Regions from separate parts of the Homo sapiens genome. Here region 2 is linked to region 1. Evidence: chromatin loops called from intact Hi-C (ENCODE). Cell type or tissue: prostate gland. All regions are shown on one strand. Links, peaks and the distances in the headings refer to the core of each region. The heading gives the core; the rest is flanking DNA. Region 1 overlaps REPS2 (RALBP1 associated Eps domain containing 2). Region 2 overlaps REPS2 (RALBP1 associated Eps domain containing 2).

Evidence for each region. A loop is a pair of places that touch in the nucleus more often than their neighbours do. Peaks named below come from ENCODE experiments on the same cell type or tissue, not always from the same donor. Only the 100,000 strongest peaks of a DNase experiment are listed, where the experiment ranks them.
Region 2: a loop joins it to region 1, with 2.1 times the contacts of the local background. A loop is called at or near these places in 1 of 110 quality-filtered maps.

The regions. Positions count from the first base shown.
Region 1 is chrX:16,983,168-16,987,562 of GRCh38, forward strand. The region is part of intron 1 of REPS2 (RALBP1 associated Eps domain containing 2); the gene reads left to right. Among named protein-coding and RNA genes, the nearest start is that of REPS2, 39 kb to the left of the region's middle. In prostate gland, for the core only: no CTCF peak of the experiment used is centred there; no DNase peak of the experiment used is centred there.
Region 2 is chrX:17,029,903-17,034,297 of GRCh38, forward strand. The region is part of intron 5 of REPS2 (RALBP1 associated Eps domain containing 2); the gene reads left to right. Among named protein-coding and RNA genes, the nearest start is that of REPS2, 85 kb to the left of the region's middle. In prostate gland, for the core only: no CTCF peak of the experiment used is centred there; a DNase peak (open chromatin) is centred at 2,609; H3K27ac peaks cover 1,321 bases.

The DNA of each region.
Region 1 (4,395 bases), core at 146-4,145:
AGATAGGGTGTTGAGAAGATTAAATGGAAAAAAAATATATAAAATACAGCACACAGGGTGGTCTTTTTTTGGTAATTATGTGACAGAGCTTGGCAATGGCTCTGAGGTCTTCCCTTGCATTTGTGGGTCTTTTCCAACTTCCCTAGGGTTCAGTATTCAGTTTAATTGTAGTTGTGTTTATAAATCAAGGCTCGTTTTTAGCAGAATCATATACCCTTTAAAAAAGGGGGAGAACTAACATTAGATGCCTGTTTGGCACCAGGCTCTTTGTATGTGTTTTGAATTTTTACAGATATTCTCTGAAACTGATATTCCTTACCTCCATTTTGTTTTGTTTTGTTTTGTTTTGTTTTGAGACAGGATCTCACTGTGTTGCCCAGACTGGAGTGCAGTGGTGCGATCTTGTCTCACTGCAACCTCCACCTCCTGAATTCAAGCAATTCTCCTGCCTCAGCCTCCTGAGTAGCTGGGATTACAGGCATGCGCCACCATGCCCAGTTAATGTTTTGTATTTTCAGTAGAGATGGGATTTCGCTATGTTGGCCAGGCTGGTCTCTTAACTTTTGGCCTCCTGTGATCCCCCAGCCTTGGCCTCCCAAAGTGCTGGGATTACAGGCATGAGCCACCATGCCCGGCCCTCCATTTTGTTTTTGATGAAGACATTGAGGCACTGAAGTTAAGTAATTTGACCAAGATCACATGGCTTATAAGTGGTGGGCCTAGAATTCGAAGCACATCTGTTTGCCTCCAGAACCCTCTTCTTTCCACACTGCTATACTACCTCTTTAGCAGTGACTTTAACATAGAGAAATGAAGGTAATACCTGATTTCTAACAATTATGTGTTGTATTAGTTATCTATTGCTGTATAACAGGTTACCTCAAAACTTAGCACTTTAACACAACAAACAGTTATTGTCTGACATAGTTTTGAGAATCAGTAATTTAGGGGAAGCTAAGCTGGGTGGTTCTGGCTCAGGATCTCTATGGAGATTGCAAACAAGTTGTCTTCCAGGGCTGCAGCGATCTGAAGACCTGATTGGAGCAGGAAGATCCACTTCCATTGTGGTGCACTCACAGGGCTGTTGGTGGGAGGCCTCAGTTCCTCACCATGTGGGTCTCTCTTTAGGGTTGCTTGATTGTCATCATGACATGGCAGCTGGCCTCCTTCAGAGTGAGGGATCTCAGAGAGACAGCAAGGCAGAAGCCACAATATCTTTTGTGACCTAGCCTTAGAAGTCACAGATGATCACTTCTGCTCTTTTCTATTGGTCACATACACAACCCTGATATAATGTGGGAGAGGATGATACAAGGGCATCAAGAATACTATGAGATGGAAATCACTGGGGGCCATCATGGAGGCTGGTTACTACATGTTAATGATCCTCATTTGCCATAGTTACAAAATTATGAATTATATTTCCTTTTCATATTCTAATATTCCAAACACCTGTTTTGTACTTTAAGATACTTAAATCATTTAGAATGTGAGTGAAAATACAAATTGGCTTTTGTAAACACTTACTGAATGGGTAAAATAAAGGCCGTGGTACAGATACTTCATTGGGGAATTTTTTTTTTAAATAGGTTTGACTAGCTGAGGCTTCTTGAATCCTGAAAAGTTTGGTCTGATGTACTTTTTTTTTTTTCCTGGAAAATCTCCTTGTACCAAACACTGAATTCTTCATTTGCCAAAGTCCACCCAACTTTCTGATGTTTTTATTGCTGGTTTGATGTGCTTGAATGCCAGCCAGAGTATAAGGTGAATGGTAGATGCAAGGACTGTGCAGTTTCCACGGAGACTTCTTTCAGGAGCCCTTCATTTTTTCATTCAGCTATTGCTGGGAGGCATCCCCTTCCAGTTAATGTGTGGTACACATCAATTTGAGTGGCTCTTAGAAAGGGGCTCAGTTTATACAAATTAAGAATTGAGGTTTTTTTTTTCTCTGTATATCTTCAACGTTAAATTAGATTTCTATGAAACTTGAAGATGTTAACAGGAAATCTTCCTGAAACAGTTTAACTATACTTTTGTTTATTACACTTGATTTTGAGCTTTTGGGAATAAAAGTAGGGTCCTGGCTAGGTACAGAGGTATATGGATTTACTGTGTCTAATCGTGCAACCATGAAATAAACGTTTGCACTTCAGGAATCAACCCATCACTTTTTAACCACTGTTGTTTGCATTGGCTTAGAGCTTTGTGCTTCCTTCAACTATTTTCCTTTTTTCTTTCAAAACTGTGTTCAGTTGGTTGTGACCAATTTTACACAGAGACTGGCTCACTCACTTATGTTCTTGACTCCTGCTGTCCCAATATCATGCTTCATTTACACAGGGATAGCTTTTCCTGGCTTTATCTGTTGACTTGACATCCTGTGCATCATATTTCTTTTCTTAGATATAGAGAAGACTGAAAAAAATCCACGATTTGAAGAAAATTTGCAAAAGTGCAGAGCAATGTGAAAGAGATAGCTTTAATTTTAATTTTCACTGTAGTCAGAATAGGTGGCCTCCTGATGGGCAGACTTGCTTTCTCATTTTACTCTGTCCAGTGTAGATACCCAGATCAATCAAGGTCAAGCTGGTCTGGTCATTAATACAACTTTTGGTTTTAAACACAGCTGTGTACGGGGGTTCTTAGCATTATTAATAGAGGTTATAATGAAAACAAGGTATAGTCATACAGTTGTCTGTGTGGGTAGTGGCATGGAGGTGGAGTTGTTGCTTAAGATCTGAAAGTCAGGAAGCTGGAGGTTTTTGTAATTTTATTCATTATCAATCTTAAGAATTTATTTTGATCATTATAAATGCATGACTGGTGCTATTTTCCAATCCTGAGGTTTTTTGGGAAATTTTTTTGAAAAGAGGCCAGGATGAGGATAAAAATTAATTTTGAAAATCCATTTCAAAGACTCATTATGCTATGCTCCATCACTGCAATTTTAATGCAACTTATATATTGTGCTTTTACCTTTGGGACTAGCATTCTTAAAAGCTGACTTTTAATTTGGACTTTCTAATATGTGTCGGCTCTGTCAGCTCACGAGTGTGTTTTTATCTGTGCATCATGTTATATTGGGACCTGGGTGGAATGTAAATCTTTTACTGGCCTAAATCTGAGTCTAATCCTCTGCATGGCTTTGGTAGAAAATCAATTTCCTCTGCTCTGTCAAGATTTTTCAGGTCAGTGCTCTTTGGAAGTTTCCCAGTTCTCTTAGATTAAAATAGATTTTGTTTCTGTGCTACATACTGGTATTAGTTAGTAGGACACTGGGATCTAAAAGCAAGAGAACAGAGGCAGACAAGATATCCATGAGTTCTTCTATTTCAGTTAACTTGTTGACACACTGCACCTTTGAGGAACCAAGGAGTTTGTGTGCTTTCAGGCATCATTTGGGGGAGCAATTGTAAATGACTCCTGTAGGTGAGGCTGTGCACTTAATTTTAATGAGTTCAGGTTCATTAAGTGACCTGCTCACTGGGTCATTAGAAGTGACCTCACTAGAAGTGAATGGTAAAGAGAAGAACTACCTAAGTTCCACTCAGCTTGTTTCACTACTGTGGGGTATTGGAAGTAGAGTGACAACTTGGACTTTCTCAGTTTTAGCACTGAAAAGTCCCACATCCCAGGAACTTACTCAGTCCCCAGCAAACTAGGGGGAGCGGGGGATGGTTGGTCCCCCTAGCAGTGAAAAGTAAGGGGATGGATGATTTGGAACTGGTTAGTACCCTTATAGATTTTTTTTTTTTTTTCTGAGACAGGTTCTTGCTGTGTCACCCAGGCTAGAATATAGTGGCATGATCATGGCTCACTGCAGCCACGATCTCCTGGGTCCAAATGATACTCCCACTTCAGCCTCCCCAGTAGCTGGAACTACGGGGACAAGCCACCACACCCAGCTAATTTTTATTTATTTATATTAATTAATTAATTTATTTTTTTGTAGGGACAGGGTCTCGCTTTGTTGCCCAGGCTGGTCTTGAACTCCTGGGCTCAAGTGATCCTCCTGCCTTAGCCTCTCAAAGCACTGGGATTACAGGTGTAAACCACCATGCCTGGCTGTCTTATAAATACTTTAAGGAGGGATTTATTAGAGACATGTAGCACCTTGCTGCCCAGTGATGCTAGTAAATGAGTGACTCTACTTTGATTTGACAGAAGAAACAATGGAAAGAGGAGAGATGGAAGTTTTTCTACCTAAACTTCCTAAGAGGATGTGTTTAGGGGATGTGTTGGTAAAAAGTTATTAGCATTAATGTTTACCTGTATCTTTCTCATAGATAATGCAAAGACCTTTAACTCCACTTATCCCTCCTTTTAACTTATGTTGTTATTGCCTTGTATTTTAATACTATATATTAAACTCTACAAGACATCATTATTTTATGC
Region 2 (4,395 bases), core at 227-4,226, 47 kb after region 1:
GCCACCACTTTCAGGAGAGCTTCACTTTTTCTAAAGCAGCCCATCTTGTCTCTGCCTTATTCTTTATTATTACTCATTTAATGCATAGTTAACTGTTTTCCATTTGTTTTGTGCCTCTAATTACATGGTAAACTTTTGGAAGGCAGAAGTAGTTCTGTATTCTCTCTCAGTGCCTAGACCAAGAGAACAGTTATTGTACAATGGCAGCAGCTGCTGTTTCCTTATGTAATAAATACAAAAGAAATATTATGGCAAAAGCTTCTGGCTATACCACAGCTTAGACAATTTCAGCTTCCCTTTCTGCAGTGTTTTCCTTTGGATAAAGAGCTCTTATTTTGTTCTCTGTCTGCAGCTGTTGCCTTGTGTAGTGTCTCTGGGTCCTGTGCTGGGGAAGTTATATTCTCAAAGAAGGGTGTGTGTGTGTGTGTGTGTGTGTGTGTGCACGCGCGGGTGTGCAGGTTTACTATTTGACACTAAAGAGGAAGTGGGGCAGTTTGTATAACATTTCAGTCATCTAACTCGGGAATAAGGAACATTTTTGCACAGGCACTTCTACTCAGAATAGAAGGGTGGTGTCAGACACTCCCATAAAGATGTGGGCTGCTAGGTTGGAATAGGATAAACAAAGTCTAAAGAAGGTCCTGGGGTTCATGGAATACCTTCTGGGGATGGGGCACTGTGTTAGATGTGGTGCAGAACTTGATTTTCTAAGGTGGGACTCTGTGTACAAATAATTTCTTAAAGATAATAATTTAGCCATAGGCTATTTTTTATATTTAATGCTTCCTACAACCATAAGATCTAGTTACTGCTGCTTCTAATAGTATAAGTGAGTTGACTGTGGTTGAGAGAGGTCAAATAGCTGGTTTAAGGTTTCATTCATAACTAGTCAGTGACAGAGCCAGAATTTGAATCCAGGCCTGTCCAATGTCAAAACCTGCTCCTTTCATTACTTTGTCCTACATTAGAGTCCCATATTACAAGAAGGCTAGGTTCTAGAGTTGCTACATAAAGAAACGTTGGGTGTAGTAAAAAATACTCTTGAAAAATCCCTTATTGATACCACACTGGAGAACCAATATGCCATTTGCTCCCAGGGCCAGTACAGCTCAGTTTTATCCCCAAGTTGGAAAACACATTTGTTTCTTCAGCTGAGCTCCAGATGTAGTAGTTGGCTGTGTTTAGAGATCCTGTGGTACAAAAATATGTGCCTTTAAACACGAGAATCACACCCACTGTGGAGTGAGGTTTACGTTAGAAAAGGTATCAGTAGGACTGGGATTTATCCCTAAGCTCTCCAAAATGTGGCTGTGTAGGTTCCTACAGAGTGTGTCCTGGGAATACAGAGGCCAGATCCTGAATGGTTAGGATGATAGTCAAACTACCAGTGCATACTGAGCTTTACAGCAGTGTGACTGGGCTCACTAGACCCTTTCTACCTAGCCCCTGGCTGGCATGGGCATGGATGCTCATTTGGATTGGCACCCTGTGGCTTCTCTTCTAATCTCCATGTTCCCTTTTCTGCTGACAAACATGCTTCATGAGCCCTTCACTCAACTAATATTTAGTGAACACCTATTAAGTGCCAGGCACTGTGTTGAGAATACAAAAATGAGGTATAACACTAACAGTTTCTGCCCTCATGGAGCTACTGGAGAGATGGTCATTAACCAAACCACCACAAAGTAAATGTATAATTATGATATGGGATATCAGTAGGAATTACACTGTACTTTAAGGATGAAAATGGGCATGGGGTATGACCTAGCCTTGAGGGGCAGGGGCTGATCAAAGAAGGCTTCTGGTGGGGGAGCAACATTCGAGTTGGAATAAGGGTACATGGGTGTTATCCAGGTGACAGGGTGGGAGTGCGGGAGCAAGGTGACAAGATGGAGGGAACCGCATATACAAAGACATTTCCTATGGGTTTGCCATTTTATGAACATTATCTCTTTCAGTGCCCACAGCTATCTTATGAAATAATTAGTGTTGTTATCCCATTTTCAGATGTCAGAACCTGAGGTTTAGAGACCTTATTTAATTTGCCCAAGTTCACAGCTAGGAAGTGGCAGGGCTGGAGTTCAAACACTGGTCAAGGTTCCTCAGTCTCTGGCTCAGGAACCAGATAGATGGTGGTGTCACCTGTTGAGCTAGGAAGCCCTAGATGAAATACTGGCACTGGGGAAAGATCACAGGTTCAGTGTTTGATGTCAGGAACTGAGGTTTTGAGATAGTCCAGAGAAGCTGTTGAAGAACTGGTAGATTACATGGGTCTGGAGCTTGGGAGAGAGCTTAGGCTGGACATAGGTATTTGGCAGCAATTGGCTATCAGAAGGTCTCATGGTATAGTGCAGAAAAAACCAGACAGGTGCTCGCCCAAGTCCAGCAAAACTCTGTGTGACCTTGGGCAAGTTCCTTCTCTTTTCTGTAATACAAATGACTTCGAATGGATTTAACAGCCCATTGTAACAATCAGCAACAGTCCGATTCTCTTAATGTGTCTGTGGTTTTCATGGCTGGTGTGTTTTTCTTTCCTCTGTTCTTAGGTTTCCTTCTTATGCCTGTTAACTTGGTTTGGCTGGACTCCGTGTTCCAGAAAGCAAAATGCCAACCTGGATTAGTCATGTAGATGAGGGGATTTGAAGTGAAGGTTCTTGGTGATAAGGGATTAATGTTTACTGGGCATGGTGCTAGGCCTAGGCTGGGGTGACTAATCCCCCTCATGTTGTCACGTTGATGTGCCGATGGCAACCTTCTTTCTCTTCTAACTAGTTCTCTGGCCTTGTATTCAAGTTCTTCCTGCCTGATTACAAGGGGGCATGTCCTCTGGGTCCTGGGGGAAGCCTTTAGGGACTCCCAGCCAGTGCTGTTGCAACCCATGGTGTTGGCATTTTAGAGGTGCTTATGCCAATCCAGTGCCTAAACATTGGAATGATTTGTCTTTTTGCTTACTATTTTAGGAATTTCACTTTTGTTCGGGTGTTGGATTTTTTTCCCTTTGAAATTTCAGACACTAAGCATATCCTATGTTGGTAGATGATTGATAGTGCTTTGTAAAGAAATTATAAGACTTATTTTCTGCTTCATCTGTTATCATATGTTTAGATGTTGTTTTGTGGTTTGTTTTTCACAAATTACCCTCAACATCTAGATGATGTAGTCATTTGTAATTTTGCTGGCAAAAGATTTAGAATTGCACGCTTTATTCCTACTGTTCTCAGCTGCCTCTGTTTTTGCCAGGGTCATGAGAAACTTTATGTTAAGCCGTTGTCTTTATTGTCTCCTTGGCAGCTGTGGACACTGACCATCTTCTCGAAATGCTCTCATCATTTGGTGTCCATTATGCCTGCTCTCCTGGTTTTCCTCATGCTTCTATGGCTGCCCCTGCCTCATTTGTTTCAATCCTCCTTCCTCTGCCCTCCCCTTGTTATGCTGGAGACTGCTGGGCCTACTTCTCACTCTACTTACTCTTTAGATGTGTGGATGCTCATGACCACATAGCACCATCTGCCAGACATCTTCACTCTAATGTTCCACTGTCACTTTCAGCTGACATGTCTTTCTCATAAAATCAGCTTTCACTCTTCCACTCCTAGCTCCACCCACCCATCAGCACAGGCCAGAATGCTGGTCATTGTCTTTGACTTCTCTTTCTCTCCTTATGCCTGTTCAGTCCCCAAGTCCTGACCATACCACTTTTCAAATAGCTTGTGTCTGTCCATGCCTCTGTACTTCTTCGTTCAGGCCATTATCCTTTTCACTGATTGTATTGTATTAGCCTCTCTCTTGTTTCTTCTTGCTTCCACCCTTGCCTTCTTCCAATTCATTATTCTCATTGCACACAAAAACAATCTTAAAAACACAAATCTAATCATCCTGCTGACTTGATTGAAGCCTGTCCCTCTCTGCCCATGGCTCTTAACATGTCATCCATGTTGCTGTCTGGCCCTCGCCTACCTCCTCGGCCACAGCAGCTCACTGCCGCTTTCCCTCCACTCTCTGGCCATTTCCCGGATGGTCAGTGTTCTCTGCGTGGGAGCCTTACTCTTCACCCTCACTTTTGCCTTCTTTGTTTTCTCCTTTGTCTCAATTCATCTATGCTTTTTTCCCCATTAAGAACGTGAAACGTAAGTGTTTTCTGATATTTTCTTGTATATGCGATGTTTCCTTTTTTTTTCATTCTTAAAAAGAAAAAGATCTATTGCTTGTCAGCTCATTTATGTGTGCAACTCAGCCAGAGGGATGGGCGTCTGATCATTATTGGTTTCCCATCTCAGAGGCAACCAGGGTTGCCTGTTTCTTTTGTATCATTCTAGGAACATTTTACGCATGTACATGCAAATATAGGTATTCATATATATTAATATGTGTGTGTATGCACTATATGTATTTATA